Regions from separate parts of the Homo sapiens genome. Here region 1 is linked to region 2. A link is an interaction called in ENCODE POLR2A ChIA-PET data of the cell type or tissue named here. Cell type or tissue: A673. All regions are shown on one strand. Links, peaks and the distances in the headings refer to the core of each region. The heading gives the core; the rest is flanking DNA.

The links. Peaks named below come from ENCODE experiments on the same cell type or tissue, not always from the same donor. Only the 100,000 strongest peaks of a DNase experiment are listed, where the experiment ranks them.
Region 1: POLR2A ChIA-PET joins it to region 2 with 5 read pairs; 6 of 35 experiments call an interaction of 5 or more read pairs at or near these places.

What each region holds. Positions count from the first base shown.
Region 1 is chr12:110,107,405-110,115,737 of GRCh38, forward strand. No RefSeq gene overlaps it. Among named protein-coding and RNA genes, the nearest start is that of IFT81, 13 kb to the right of the region's middle. RefSeq lists enhancers at 1,568-2,159, 2,160-2,751. In A673, for the core only: no CTCF peak of the experiment used is centred there; no DNase peak of the experiment used is centred there.
Region 2 is chr12:110,165,665-110,173,997 of GRCh38, forward strand. The region is part of intron 11 of IFT81 (intraflagellar transport 81); the gene reads left to right. Among named protein-coding and RNA genes, the nearest start is that of IFT81, 45 kb to the left of the region's middle. RefSeq lists an enhancer at 6,643-7,423. In A673, for the core only: no CTCF peak of the experiment used is centred there; DNase peaks (open chromatin) are centred at 3,237 and 3,587; H3K27ac peaks cover 6,168 bases.

The DNA.
Region 1 (8,333 bases), core at 81-8,080, 58 kb before region 2:
ATGCAAGGAAAATGAACACTTTTGCTTAAAGAAGGCCAACCTGGCTTTGTTCCCCACTGCACCACTGGTAGTCTCCTAAAAAGTGCACCACTTTTTAGTCTCCTTGCCTTAAGGTGAATGTAACCAATGGGCACCACTTTGATGATGTCACAGCCATGTAGTGCACGGCTTGCATCTCCCTCTAGAGAGTCTGCACGGCCGGGTGCAGTGGCTCATGACTATAATCCCAGCACTTTGGGAGGCTGAAATCACTTGAGGATCACTTAAGGTCAGGAGATCGAGACCAGCCTGGCCAACATGATGAAACCCTGGCTCTACTAAAAAATACAAAAATTAGCCAGGCGTGGCGGCATGCGTCTGTGGTCCCAGCTACTCAGGAGGCTGAGGCATGAGAATCACTTGAACCCAGGAGGTTGAGGCTGCAGTGAGCTGTGATCATGGCACTGCATTCCAGCCTGAGTGACAGAGTGAGACCTTGTCTTAAAAAAAAAGAGAGTCTGCACGGAGAGCACAGTTGACTCACAGTCCTCATTCCCATTCCTCTGGATCCACCAAGTTCACGCCAAGGCCATATTTCCTCAGATGGCTCCTAGCCAATGACAGCACAGCGGGGGTGGTAGCACAGCCCCACTGCTGCTGACCTGAGATTCATCCTACCAGTGACTTTGTTCAGGAAGCCCTCATCAGTCCAGCCAAAACTTTCTGAGACCCGCATTGCTGTCTGCAGCTCCTCCTACTCACTCTTTCCTTCCCCGTCTCTTTCCCCAGGTGTTAGCCCAGTATCCCAGTCTGAAGACGTCCGCCCTTTATCTTTCACAGGGATTCCCTTGATAAATCCCCTGCAAGTCTGAGCCTGTCCTGGCATCTGCTTCCCAGAGGATCCAAATTAACACAGATAACTTCCATTTTGTAGGATGAGATAATGAAGTCTACAACCATCCAAACTCAAAATCATCTGTTGTCAAGGAAATACAGTTTCACATTGCAGTGGTAAGGACCATGGGCTTTGGGTAGACCAGGGTGTGAGTCCTACCCACCAGCGGTATGACCTTTAGGAAATGTCTTAGCCCGCCCTGACCCTCTATTTCCTCATCCGTGGAATCAGTGATTCTTAACTGGGAACAATTTTGTTTCCTCCGGGACAGTTTGCAATGTCTGGAGATTTTTTTGGTTGTCACAACTAGGGGGAGGGGAATGGTTGCAGCTGGCACCTAGTTGGGTAGAAGGCCAGGGACACTGCTAAATATCCTACAATGCACAGAGCAGCCCCTCCAAGACAAAGATTATCCAGCCCAAAATATCCATAGTGCAGAGGTTGGAAAACTCTGTGTTAAATGGGGATGATAATAGTAAACTAACTCAAAGAACTATTGTGAGGACTCAATGGGATCATGTGTTCAATATCCCTCGCCTTCCTTGTAAACTCCACAAGGGCAGGAACCAGATGATGTAGATCAATGTTCTGTATCATCAATGACTGGATCATAAAAGGCGCAAAGTAAATTATTAATTGTTGAAATATTTATCAAATGAGTGCAAATCAACAAATGCTAATTGTCATCATCATCGTCACCATTGCCATCTTTCCAGCCCCTGGCTCAGTGCCTGAGGCGTAACAGGTCCTCAATCTTTGTTGAATGAATGCATGAGAAATGAAGGATTATTTACTCATTAACTACTAATCTGTGTGCTTTGGAGAGATATTGGAAACTCTTGAGAAATAGGCCTGGCCTTTTCCTTTTTATTTGCAACGAGGAATTTTGTTCGTCAAATAAATGACCTTAAAGGATTGAGACCGCTGCCAAGCCACAGAATCGGAGTCGAGAGGCCTGACTCAGAGTCACGGAGAGGTTAGGACACACATCTTGCAGGGCTTAGGCAAAAAAGGAAAATGGGCCAGGCTTTGTGCGAACTTGCTGTGAAACAAGAGCTGTTTTCAGGGCTCAGGGACAAGCTCTGTCCCATGTTTAATTTCTTCCATCTGTCTGGTATCTGACCTCTGCTGCCCTTTAAGCCATTGCCACATATTGTCTGCACACGTTCCCATATAAGGTGATCTCTCTCTCTCTCTTTCTCTTCCCTCTCCTCTCCTCTCTCTCTCTCTCTCTCTCTCTCTCTTTTCCTCTCCCTCTCTCCGGGTAGCAACACTGACTTCCTCCACCCTGTTCGCCCTCTCTCTGCCTTCCCTGGCAGACTCTGCTGTGAGGATGGATGGCTGGAGAGCAGGAAGGGGCAGGGGGCTGCCAAGGAATGTAACAGGTTTATTTTTGTTCAGGCTGCATTCTTTGCCCAGCCTGCACGCCCCAGCCACTTGGGAATGTCACATGCCGATAAGACAGTGGGGGTGACTGGGATCTGTGGCTCAAATCTGCAACACCCCAGGTGTGAGCCATTGTCACAGAGTCGGGGAACTAAGGGTGGGAGGGGCAGGGACTCTGAGGTCATGGGACTCACCTGTTCCCACTGCCCTGTGTCTGACTCCTAGAAAGACAAGTTTGGTCCTTCAGGGAAACAATTGCAGAAATTGAGATCCATAACCACCTAAGCCCATCTCTGGGCAAAATTCAACATCTACAGGAGAGTGGAGAAGAGCCAGGTGTCAGGGTGAAATTAACAGCTGTGTGACCTTGGGCAAGTTGCCTGACGTCTCTGACTCTCAGTTTCCTTCTTTGTCAAAATAGTATCAGTGAATCTGTTCTCTACTATATGGTGAAAATACACTCACTGAGGGCAGGTATTATTGTCTATTTTGTTTCCTGTTGTTTCACCATCACCTCAAATAGTGCCTGGCACACAGTAGGTGCTCAAATATATGTTGAGTAAATTAAATGAGATAATGTTTTAAGTGCTCAGCACCCAAGAAATAAGAGCTGATTCAACAACACCCTACTCAATGACTACAGATATTTATTAAGCACCTCTTAACAGCCAGACCCTATTAGGTGCTGAGGACACAGGACTAATAGGACAGACAAGGCCCCTGCCCTCAGGGAACTTACATTTGAATGGCAGAGATCTATAATAAAATAAGCTAAGGTCAGAGAGTACTAAGGGCTATGAAAGAAATTTTTTTTTTTGAAACAGAGTTTCACTCTTGTTGCCCAGGCTGGAGTGTAATGGCGTGATCTCTGGCTCACTGCAACCTCCGCCTCCTGGGTTCAAGCAATTCTCCTGCCTCAGCCTCCCGAGCAGCTGGGATTACAGGCATGTGCCACCACACCCGGCTAATTTTGTATTTTTAGTAGAGACGGGGTTTCTCCATGTTGGTCAGGGTGGTCTTGAACTCCCAACCTCAGGTGATCCGCATGCCTTGGCCTCCCAAAGTGCTGGGATTACAGGCGTGAGCCACCGCCCTCGGCTGAAATAAATTTTTTAAAGGATATAGAAGTGTGTTTTTCCAGCCTTTTGACTTTGACTCACAGCAAGAGATATGTTTATCATGTGAACCAATGCGCACACATGCATGTTTATTAAAAGGGAAAAAACAACTGTGGTGGACTGTCTGCACCAACATCTGCCAACAACTTCTCCCATTCATAGAATGCACATGTTGCTCCCCCATCAAGAGGCGGAGTTAAGGCTGGGCGTGGTGGCTCATGCCTATAATCCCAGCACTTTGGGAGGCTGAGGAGGGTGGATTACTTGAGGTTAGGAATTTGAGACCAGCCTGGCCAACATGGTGAAAGCCCTGTCTCTACTAAAAATACAAAAATTAGCCAGGTGTGGTGGCACATGCTTGTAATCCCAGCTACCTGGGAGGCTGAGGCAGGAGAATCTCTTGAACCTGGGAGGTAAAGTTGCAGTGAGCTGACATTGCACTACTGTACTCCAGCCTGGCTGACAGAGCAAGACTCCATCTCAGAAAGAAAAAGAAAAAGAAGTGGAGTCAAGACCCAGTGCAGAGGCTCACACCTATAAACCGAGCGGGAGGCCAAGGCTGGAGGATTGCTTGAGGCCAGGAGTTTGATACCCACCTGGGTAACATAGTGAACCTCCATCTCTACAAAAAAAAAAAAAAAAAAAAAAAAAGAGGTGGAGCCAGCTTCCCCTTCCCTGTTTTTGTTATTTGTTTGTTTTAGAGACAGAGTCTCAGTCACTCAGGCTGGAGTGCAGTGGTATGATCAAACTCATTGAAGCCTTGAACTCCTAGGCTCAAGTGATCCTCCTGAAACTGGCCCAACACTCCCATACACTGTTCTTTTGGATAAACATAGACATTGACCCTTCTGCTATTAAAGCTGTATTTGTTTTATCTGAGGACCTTCAGGCCTCTCAAAAACAAGTACTGAAGCACTGAAACTCACCAGATCAGGGCATCAGATGACTTCCTGCCCTTCCCTAGTTCTTGTTTTCCCGCATGTTGTTACATTTCTTCCCCACTATATAAACTCCTAATTTTAGTAGACCAGGGAGTTGGATTTGAGACTCAGCTCCCATCACTTCAGCTGCAGCACCCAATTAAAGCCTTCTTCCTTGGCAATACTTGTCCTGTCAGTGATTGGCTTTCTGTGTGGCAAGCAGCAGGACCTAGTCTGAACCCCTGGTGTTTTGGTAACACTCCTGCCTCAGCCTCCCGAGTAGGTAGGACTACAGGCATGCAGCACCACGCCAGCTGATTTTTTCATTTTTTTGTAGAGTTGGGGTCTCACTATGTTGAGTTCAAACTCCTGGGCTCAAGCTGTCCTCCTGCCTCAGCTTCCCAAGGTACTGGGACTATAGGCATGAGCCACCACACCCAGCCTCTCCCTTCCCTTAAATCTGGGTGGCTCTTGTGATTTGCTTTGGGCAATAGGATGCAGCGGAAACAACTTTGTGCCTTTTCTGGGCTTCAGCCTTAAGGGGACTGGCAGCTTCCACTTTTGTGCTCTTTGTACCCAGAACCATGAAAGGAAGCTCAGGTCAGACAACTGAATGATGAGAGGCCACAAGAGAAGGAGAGCTTCCATGTGAAGAAGTGGCCACCAACACTAACATCCAGATCCAAGAGGGATGCCACCTTGGATGTTCTAGCCCCACACGGACCTCCAGCTGGATTCAGCCGTATGAGTGATCCCAGCAGATACCACATGGAGCAGAACCGCCCAGCTGAGCCCAGCTAACCCACAGACTTGTGGGAAAAAACGGTTGCATATCAATAAATTTGGAGTGGTTTATTAAGAAGCAAAAAATAGGCTGGGCGTGGTGGCTCATGCCTGTAATCCCAGCATTTTAGGAGGCCGAGGCAGGCAGATCATTTGAAGTCAAGAGTTCCAGACCAGCCTGGACAACATGGCGAAACCCCCATCTCTACTAAAAATACAAAAAAGTTAGCTGGGCATGGTGGCTCGTGCCTGTAATCCCAGCTACTCGGGAGGTTGAGGCAGGAGACTCGCTGAACCAGGGAGGTGGAGGCTGCAGTGATCTGAGATTGCACCACTGCACTCCAGCCTGGGCCACAGAGGGAAACTCCGTCTCAAAAAAAAAAAAAAAAAGTAAAAAAATTTCTGACACAGTAATATTTACCCTTATCCTTGTGTGATATTTTCTGTTTTATTTCATTTCATTTTTTAAAATGTTAATTGAGATCCACTAAATTGATTTCCATTCCCTCTAATAGGCCATGACCAACAGTCTGAAGAGCACAGTGATGGAGGGTGACTGGTGGGTTGGTTACTTTAAGTAAGAGGAACAGAAAAGACCTTGCTGGCTGGGCATGGTGTCCCATGCCTATAATCCCAGAGCTTTGGGAGGCCAAGGCAGGAGGATCATTTGAGCCCAAGAGTTTGAGACTAGCCTGGGCAACGTAGCGGGACCATGTTTCTACAAAAAATTAAAAATTAGCTGGGCATGGTGGTGGGTGTAGTCTCAGCTACTCAGGAGGTTGAGGAGGATCACTTGAGTCCAGGAGGTCGAGGCTGCAGTGAGCCATGATCATGCCACTGCACTCCAGCTTGGACGAGACCCTGTCTCAAAAAAAAAAAAAAAAAAAAAAGAAAGAAAGAAAGAAGGAAAGAAAAGGGAGGAAAGAGAGAGAGGAAGGAAGGAAGGGAGGGACGGGAAGGAAGGGAATTTTTTTTTCCAAAAAAAAAAATATAATTGAGATGAGAGTCACATAACATAAAACCAACCATTTTAAAAGGAACAATTCCATGGTAATTAGTACATTAACATATATCGTACAACCACCTCTGTCTATTTCCAGAACATTTTCATCACCTCAAAAGGAAATGCTTTTTTTTTTTTTTTTTTTTTTTTTTTTTTGAGACAGAGTGTTGCTCTGTCACCCAGGCTGGAGTGCAGTAGTGCGATCTGGGCTCACTGTAACCTCCACCTCCTGGGTTCAAGCGATTCTTCTGCCTCAGCCTCCCACGTAGCTGGGATTATGGGCCTGCACCACCGCACCTGGCTATTTTTTTGTACTTTTAGTAGAGACAGGGTTTTGCCATGTTGGCCAGGTTGGTCTTGAACTCCTGACCTCAAGTGATCTGCCCACCTTGGCCTCCCAAAATGCTGGGATTACAGGCGTGAGCCACTGTGCCCGGCCTCAAAAGGAAATTCTGTACCGATTAAGCACTTGCTTTGCATTCTCCCCTCTGCCTGGCCCCTGGCAACCACCAGTCCACATTCTGTCTCTAGGGATTTGCCTATTCTGAGTATTTCATATAACAGGAGTCATACAACGGGTGGCCTTTTGCATTTGGCTTGTTTTGCTCAGCACCATGTTTTTGAGGTTCATATATGCTATAGCATGGACCAGTACTTCATTTCTTTTTATGGCTGAATAATATTCTACTGTATGTATATACCACAGTTTGCTTATTCATTCACCCATTTGCCCATCATTTTGAGTCGATCATTTCATCTGTAGCACTCTCATAGACCTCGATTTGACGTCATCAGCCCCAGGAGGATGAGGTGGTCTTGGCAACATGAAAGACAAAGCCAGTTTGTGCCCTGCTGCTCTTGTCCGCTTCCACCAAACTTCTCCTGCATGATTCTCAGCTTCCTGATAGCCCAAAATGCAGCTCCACTGCCGGTTACCCTTAAATACTCCCCCTGAACTCTATAAATACACCAAACATTCAGCTGGGAAAAAAAGAAACTTGAAAGGCATCTGAAATGAAAATACACTTTTTTTCCCAGCATTGGCCAAGTGTTTTCTCTCCATCTTCCCCCTCTTTGATTTTGGGATAAGCGCTTGGATTTCAAACCATTAGCTATACCTGGGTGTGAGAAGAGCTTCCTTGGCAAAGCCCTTGTAGGCACAGAAGTCCAGGCACTGTGTTGATGTGGTCCCTCCCACACAGAAAATCCCTGTGCCTCCCACCTCAGCAGCCTGATTTATGGTTCTTTCGGTCTCTGCTGGGCCAGTTTGGAGCCAGTTTAGGAGGCTGATGAAAATGGCTTTGGAATCAGGCAGACCTATGTTTGAATCTTGGCTCAGCCAGCTACCAGCTCTGCGACCTTGGGCCTCTGTTAACTCTCTAGGTCTCAATTTCCTTAATCATAAAGTGGAAAAAAATAATACTGTGGCTGGGTGTGGTGGCTCACGCCTATAATCCCAGCCTCTTGGGAGGCCAAGGCGGGAGAATTGCTTGAGCCCAGGAGTTCAAGACCAGCTTGGGCAATGTAGTGAGACCCTGTCTCTAAAGAAAAATGCAAAAATTAGCCAGGCATGGTGGTTCTCGCTTGTAGTCCCAGCTACTCAGGAGGCTGAGGCAGGAGGATCTCTTGAGCCCAGGAGGTTGAGGCTGCAGTGAGCCATGATCACACCACTGCACTCCAGCCTGGGTGACAAAGTTAGACTGTCTAAAAAAAGAAAAACAAAAAACTGTCCTTGCAGACTTGTTGTGAAGATTAAATGAGATTATGTAGGTGCAGGCAGTGTGCCGAAATGAAATTAGGCCTAACTCACATAATGCCTGGAACTTCAGCTAGAAGAGAGAAGTGCAGCTTGGAAGACATGGGGCTGGATTCACTGACCCCACAAGGCCTGACTGCCCATCATTTTGATTGTGTAATTTTATCTATAAAGTCAGTCTGCCCCTCCGGATCCACATTGCTGTGGATTAAATTAAAAAAAAATTTTTTTTGAGACAGAGTCTCACTCTGTCACCCAGGCTGGAGTGCAGTGGTGCAATCTTGGCTCATTGCAACCTCCATCTCCTGGGCTCAAGCGATTTTCATGCCTCAGCCTCCCAAGTAGCTGGGATTACAGGCACATACCACCACACCCAGCTAATTTTTGTATTTTAGTAGAAACAGGGTTTCACCACGTTGGCCAGGCTGGTTTTGAACTCCTTACCTCAAGTGATCTGCCCACCTCAGCATCCCAAAGTTCTGGGATTACAGAT
Region 2 (8,333 bases), core at 146-8,145:
CCTGTCACAGTTGAGTGATGCTCGAGGAGATTGCAGTTTCACACAGCTAGTAAGTGGCCAAGCTAAGACCCAGGACCTCTCTAAGATCTGTTGACCTTGAAGAAATTACTCGACCTCCCTGAGGCTTCTCTATCTGTAAAATGGGGCTGATTGCTCTTTATTATCTCTAGGAAAGGCACATGAAATAATAGGTGCTAAAGCTTCTGAGAAACTCAAAGGCTCAGTCAACATATAACACCTGGCATCTGAAAGTAATCATTTGCATGGGTGGTATGTTAACTATGTGTGTCAGAGGCAGCATGGTGGAGTGGTTAAGAGTGGCTCTAGAACTTGGTTGTTTGAGTGCAAATCCTGGTTTTGCCGTTTACCAGCTGGATGACCTTGGACGAGTTCCTTACCCTCTTTATACTCAGCTGTAAAATGTGAATGTTTGTAGTATGTAACTCCTAGAATTATTTTGAGGATTAATTGAACATGCTTAGAACAGCACTAGGCACATAGTAAATGCTGTGTGTTAGTTCTTAGTATTTGTATATTTTTGTCAATCACTTGGATGAAGAATTTGAAAGCTAGAAATATAGTTCACAGCTTAAAAGTTGAAACTAGTATTTCCCAGACTGGGAGCAATTTAGTGGAAATAAATATGAAATAGTTTCTGTTTAGGAATAAATAATTTACACAAATTTAAAATGGAATAAGATAGCATTAATGAGAATAATTCTAGCTGCCATTCTCTGAGCAGTTACTGCATGCTCAGTCTTGAGCACTTAAAAAATATAGCTTTAGTAATGGTTATACAACAGCAACATGAATGTACTTAAAGCCACAGAACTGTATACTTAAAAATGGTAAAAGTGGTAAATTTTATGTTATCTCACAATATACCCTAATTCATCCTCTCAGAAAGCCTCTGAAGTAAATATTACCTCCATTTTGTAACTTAAGAAACAGAGAAATTGAAATAATTTTCCCAAAGTTACACAGTTAGCATGTAAGAGACTATTGCCATCCTAATGGCAATATTTTATTGCCATCAAATATGATTCCTAAAATTTACCCATTCCTATAGTGCCTTGGAGATGGCACTATTAGAATGGGTAAATTTTAGGAATCATATTTGACTCTAAAGAGGACTACACTGTGAACAATCATTAATTGGGAAGTGTATATTTGCCAGAAATTATATGACAGCCATTTGTTTGGATGTAAAACTTTATTCCTTGATTGTCGATATGTAGTTATTTGATTGATCTTATCTTGGAAAAATTTAGGAACATAATGTTAATTTGCGTAAATGTAACAAGTTCTAGACATATACAGTGATTTATATTCTTTAGTCATTTTCTTTTTAGAGGTCCATTAGCAGTTTTTAGTTTGGTGGTGAAGTATACATTTTGATGCTTCCTACTGCCATTAAAGTTAATGTTCCAGATGTTACATACTGTCTAAGAGTTTTAGCTCTTCTGATTGCAGATGCTACAGATATTTTTTTCTTTACTAGGCCTTTTTATTGGTATTTCATTGGTTTTCCTTATTAGTAAAAGACGAAGTTTCTGGAAGTACTTCCCCCCCATTGTACTTTATCATTTTAACATTTTATTTTCATAAAGTAAGGCAGTACACAGGAATAAGCACAGGCATGTATTTTTCTCTTATCTGCCAGAGTTCTGACATAAGTAGGAATTGCTTGAACAGTTGAAATGATCTTCTCAGTGATAAAAGATACATTTTCCTACCCATCCAGTCAATCTTGATTTCTTTCCCTTCATACCAGTATTTGAAAGATGATAGAAACTACACTCTATTAAATGACTACATTTAGTTTAGAGATTACACCCTGCTAACATAACTGAAAATAAATAGTAATGAATATTTTACTGTTTTTATATCTCAAAGGTTTTTATATTGAATTTTAAGTATATCTTAATATAAATCTGGTTGAATTGATAGTCTCAAAATATTTTGATTGCTGTCATCTCTGAGGAAATGTACACACAAAAAATGCCATGGAGATTTGCCCTTTATCCTGATTTGTTTATTATTATCAATACTTTAGATAAATAATAATTTTTTAATTAGGCAATTACAACGTGCCATATATCATACTAGGCTTCTTATATACATTATTCTCATTTTTGTCATTGTACGACTCTGTAAGTACAATTTTTTTTTATTTAGGTTTCTTTTTTTTTTTTTTTTTCCCCAGAGACAGGATCTCACTCTGTCACCCAGGCTGGAGTGCGGTGGTGTGATCATGGCTTACTGCAGCCTGAAACTCCTAGGCTCAAGTGATCCTCCTACCTCAGCCTCCTGAGAAGCTCGGACTACAGGCACGAGCCACCATGCCCAGCTAATTTTCTTTTTTTGTTTTGTTTTGTAGAGATGTGGTCTCACTATGTTTCCCAGGCTGGTCTTAAACTCCCGGCCTCAAGCAGTCCTCCCACTTCGGCCTCCTGAAGTGTTAGGATTACAGGCGTGAGCCTGCGCCTGGCTGTAATTACTATACCCAGTTTTTACAGATAAAGGATCTGAGACATGCAGAGGTTTTAAGCTGACTTGCCTGACACCCCATTGCTAGTAAGTAGTAGAACCAGGAGTTGGATTTAGCAGTCTGGCTGTAGAGTCATCAATAGTTTGCACATGACAGAAAGCTGGAAGAAATAGTCAACCTGAAACACATGATGGAATTATAATTCAGAATCATCTTGGTAGATAGGGGCACTGTGCTTAAACAAAATGCCATTAATGGGATTATAATAAATATAATGTGGTAGAATTCAAGTTTTGTTTGCCAATTCAACACATCATCTGTTACTAACGCAGCTTTAAAAAATGCATAAACGATTATACTACATTAATTTTTTTAAAAAGTATCCTGTTTATGGTCTGATTATGCCTGGAGTATTATTTTATATTTTTGACTTCATGTTTTAAGAGACAATCATGCCAGAGTCCCACATGAGGGTGACTAAAATGGACAAAAAGTCTGGAAACTTTCATATCAATAATTGATTATGTATTAACTGAAACAAAAGACTAGAGAAAGACACAGTGGGAATTGATTATGTATTAACTGAGGAATAAAAGACTGAAGAAAGACATAATAAATAGTTAAAGGATTATGGAAAAGATGGTGTTCAGAAAAAAATTAACATGCAGGCCTGAGACTGCTATCCCTAGAAAGGTCTGCTTGCAAAGTTGGCCCTTGGCTGGCATCTGGGGGAACTTGGTTCTTGGATGGATTCCTGCCATTCACTGATAAGAATGGCTCACCTTGCCTAAAGTATATGAAGAGTGTGCTTTATGTCGAGCTCCTGCTTGCTTGCCTCTTTCTTTGTCTTTCTTTCTTTTCCTTCCTCCCTTCCTTCCTTCCTTCCTTCCTTCCTTCCTTCCTTCCTTCCTTCCTTCCTTCCTTCCTCTCTCTCTCTCTTTCTTTCTTTCTTCTTTCTGGAATTTTGGTACAGGCTAGGCAGAATGTGCCTAGATGATCAGCTCCTAGTAAAAACCTTGAGAACTAAGTCTCTAATGAGCCTCCCTGATCATTTCATGCGTGTTGTTATAACTCATCACTGGAGGAATTAATTATGCCCTCTGTGACTGCAGTGGGAGACAACTTTTAGAAGTTTGCACCTGGTTTCCTCCAAATTTCACCCCATGTGCCTTTTCCCTCTGCGATTTTGCTTGGTATTCAGTGTAATAAATCATAGCTAAGAGTATGACTGTATACTTTGAGTTCTCCCAGTGAATCACTGAATCTAGAGATGGTCTTGGGGACCCCTGACACAGATGGATTAGTGTTATTTTTTTTGTTTATGAGAAAGCCAAATTAGGACCAATGAATGGTGATTAGAATGAAATATTTGATTGACTTCAGAGAAAAATGTCTACCACTTGAGCTTTCTTCAGTAATGGAGCAGCCTGACAGTCTCACTCTGTCACTCAGGCTGGAGTGCACTGACATGATCTCAACCCACTGCAACCTCCGCCTCCCGGGTTCAAGCGATTCTCATGCCTCAGCCTCCCAGGTGGCTGGGATTGCAGGTGCCCACCACCATGCCCGACTAATTTTTGTATTTTTAGTACAGACGGAGTTTCACCATGTTAGCCAGGCTGGGCTTGAACTCCTGACCTCAAGTGATCCGCCCACCTCGGCTTCCCAAAGTGCTGGGATCACAGGCTTGAGCCACCTCACCCAGCCCAGATAAGGGACATTTTTGAAGTAATGTGTGCACTAAGTAGAAGAACATTGGATCTGTATTTTGGGTTGGGTTTTTTAATCTTTATTTATTTTATTTATTTATTTTTTGAGATGGAGTCTTGCTCTGTTGCCCAGGCTGGAGTGCAGTGGTGCGATCTTGGCTCACTGCAAGCTCTGCCTCCCGGGTTCACGCCATTCTCCTGCCTCAGCCTCCCGAGTAGCTGGGACTACAGGTGCCCGCCACCATGCCCGGCTAATTTTTTTGTATTTTTAGTAGAGATGGGGTTTCACCATGTTAGCCAGGATGGTCTCAATCTCCTGACCTCATGATCCACCCGCCTTAGCCTCCCAAAGTGCTGGGATTACAGGCGTAAGCCACTGTGCCTGGCCAGGTTTTTTAATCTTAAAAAATCTGATTATGCCAGGCATTGTGGTTCATGCCTGTATTATTTTTTAAATACCTGGTGAGAAACTTAAATTTGCCATTTAATCTGGTAGCCTTCAGCTACCTCTTTTGGCGTGATTTTTGCTGTTTCATAGGCAGCAATCTCAGCTTGAAGACTTTCTCTCATTTACTGGAAGGACGAAGAATAGAACATGTGCCTCTTGTAAGTAGTGCCAGTAGCTAGTGATTTTACCATCTTAGTCACCTTGATCTCTCTGATTCTCTGCTTTCATAATTTGAAAGAGCAAACAAAAAATCAGTCCCAATGATATGCAGTACTAGTACCCTTCCCAGAGTGGTCATTCAGATGAATGCATGCCTTTGGGATCTGAATTTTTTTTATAGCAATAAATGTACCTCCAGTTAAGGTTCCACTGGAACTCATGCAATGAAAGGTCATCCTTGGTTTATGGTGTATGGGAGTATTATAGTCCATTGTGTTTTCTCCCCTGACCATCACAAGAAGCTCAGCTGTTTTGTAGTTACAGCTACTTTTAAAATATGCTTGGTCAAATAATATTTATAAGCAGCTTTAGAAAGGGCCAGCCAATTCATTCTACAGCTACTGACAAATCTTAGAGCTAAATTGGAAAGATTATGAAATCTTCTTTAAATACTTCAAAGAGAAGCACAATGAAGATAAGGGAATCCTGGCAAGATGTGCTGCAGCTGTCAGGTCCTGAAAAATTAGGAATCAAATTTTGACACTTGTAATTGAATCATCCACCCTTCTAAGTGAGCCTAGGCAAACCTGTGATATTTTTAGAACCTTTCAAATCACATTGTACTCTTTAGAGTTCATAGCAGGACCTGAGGCCCCTAAAATTTCCCAAGAGAAAGAACAAAACAGAATCAAATAAATTTGGCTCAGTTCACTGTAATAGAAGTGTAGTGTATTATGCATGCAGTCTAGGTAATGCCACACTTTTAACCCCAAATTTTAAAAGTTTTCATGGATTTTTTTTTTTTTTCTGGAGAATTAACTGCTTGGACAGCAGTGGAAGCACCCGTTAGAGATAGTAACAGCTGTGTGGTGGTGATTTGATTTATAATAGAAGCACAGAGACCTTGGATGGTGTGATTAACTGTGTTCCACAGATGGATGTTCCTGTGTCACAAATTTCATTTAATACAGATTTCTACCCGCATATATCATATCGATTATTACAGACTCTCTTAAAAGACTGAGCAGTTAACTAGCCACTACCATATGTAGATAATTACATTGCTTATGCTTGACTTGGTGAGATTTTCTAATTTACAGTTGAAAATGTGCCACTAACAGGTTAGAAAAGGTTAGAATAGTATTTTTATGTGTATTTATGTGGGACTAGTTATGATGCGTGATTTTAAAAGACTGTCATTTTAGCAAATAACAAAGGCTGCTTTGAACATTTTCTCTTGCCTTAAAACAAAGAGCAACTCTGAGACCAGACTTCAGGGAATCCAAATAATTTATTGGAGCGTGACATGATGGCCTTTTCAGGTTTTCTTCAAGTCTGAAGTTCTGTCTAGAGCACAAGACACTGACAAATGAGCAGAAAGACTGTGGGCTTTGTGTATATTCATGCCACTCCTAAACAGTTGGTTCTATCTCATCTCGTGCCTAACTCCCTTGGGCCAATTCCTGTAGTTGTCTATGCTTATACATCGTTTGATGAAATAACTGACAAAGATGTGATTTAATTAAGAAATGGAAAATAGCATGGATGTTGGACTAGCAGGATTTGAAGACAAAAGTGTTCATTCTAGTTATTTTTTCTAACTTACTGAACTTTGGTAAGTAGTATTAATTTCTCTGTAGGTTTCCTAGTGCTTTTTTATTTTAAAAAATGGTTCTGGCCAGACGTGGTGGCTCAGGCCTGTAATCCCAGCACTTTGGGAGGCCGAGGCAGGAGGATCACCTGAGGTCAGGCGTTCTAGACCAGCCTGGCCAACGTGATGAAACCCTGTCTCCACTAAAAATAGAAAAATTTGCCTCTGCCTCTGCCTCTGCCTCTGCCTCCTCTGCCTCCTCTGCCTCCTCTGCCTCTGCCTCTGCCTCTCCCCATGGTCTCCCTCTCCCCACGGTCTCCCTCTCCCCACGGTCTCCCTCTCCCTCTCTTTCCACGGTCTCCCTCTGATGCCGAGCTGAAGCTGGACTGTACTGCTGCCATCTCGGCTCACTGCAACCTCCCTGCCTGATTCTCCTGCCTCAGCCTGCCGAGTGCCTGCAATTGCAGGCGCGCGCCGCCACGCCTGACTGGTTTTCGTATTTTTTTGGTGGAGACAGGGTTTCGCTGTGTTGGCCGGGCTGGTCTCCAGCTCCTAACCGCGAGTGATCCGCCAGCCTCGGCCTCCGGAGGTGCCGGGATTGCAGATGGTGTCTGGTTCACTCAGTGCTCAATGGTGCCCAGGCTGGAGTGCAGTGGCGTGATCTCGTGTCGCTACAACCTCCACCCCCCAGCCGCCTGCCTTGGCCTCCCAAAGTGCCCAGAGTGCAGCCTCTGCCCGGCCGCCACCCCGTCTAGGAAGTGAGGAGCGTCTCTGCCTGGCCGCCCATCGTCTGGGATGTGAGGAGCCCCTCTGCCTGGCTGCCCAGTCTGGAAAGTGAGGAGCGTCTCCGCCCGGCAGCCGCCCCGTCCGGGAGGGAGGTGGGGGTCAGCCCCCGCCAGGCCAGCCGCCCTGTCCAGGAGGGAGGTGGGGGGGTCAGCCCCCCACCCGGCCAGCCGCCCCGTCCAGGAGGTGAGGGGCGCCTCTGCCCAGCTGCCCCTACTGGGAAGTGAGGAGCCCCTCTGCCCGACCAGCCGCCCCATCCGGGAGGGAGGTGGGGGGGTCAGCCCCCCGCCCGGCCAGCCGCCCCGTCCAGGAGGGAGGTGGGGGGGTCAGCCCCCCGCCCAGCCAGCCGCCCCGTCCGGGAGGGAGGTGGGGGTTCAGCCCCCCACCCGGCCAGCCGCCCCGTCCGGGAGGTGAGGGGCGCCTCTGCCCGGCCGCCCCTACTGGGAAGTGAGGAGCCTCTCTGCCCGGCCAGCCACCCCGTCCGGGAGGGAGGTGGGGGGGTCAGCCCCCCGCCCGGCCAGCCGCCTCGTCCGGGAGGTGAGGGGCGCCTCTGCCCGGCCGCCCCTACTGGGAAGTGAGGAGCCCCTCTGCCCGGCCACCATCCCGTCTGGGAGGTGTGCCCAACAGCTCATTGAGAACAGGCCATGATGACAATGGTGGTTTTGTGGAATAGAAAGCGGGGAAAGGTGGGGAAAAGATTGAGAAATAGGATGGTTGCCGTGTCTGTGTGGAAAGAAGTAGACATGGGAGACTTTTCATTTTGTTCTGTACTAAGAAAAATTCTTCTGCCTTGGGATCCTGTTGATCTGTGACCTTATCCCCCAACCCTGTGCTCTCTGAAACATGTGCTGTGTCCACTCAGGGTTAAATGGATTAAGGGCAGTGCAAGATGTGCTTTGTTAAACAGATGCTTGAAGGCAGCATGCTGGTTAAGAGTCATCACCACTCCCTAATCTCAAGTACCCAGGGACACAAACACTGCGGAAGGCCTCAGGGTCCTCTGCCTAGGAAAACCAGAGACCTTTGTTCACTTGTTTATCTGCTGACCTTCCCTCCACTATTGTCCTATGACCCTGCCAAATCCCCCTCTGTGAGAAACACCCAAGAATGATCAATAAAAAAAAAAAGAAAGAAAAAAAAAGAAAAATTAGG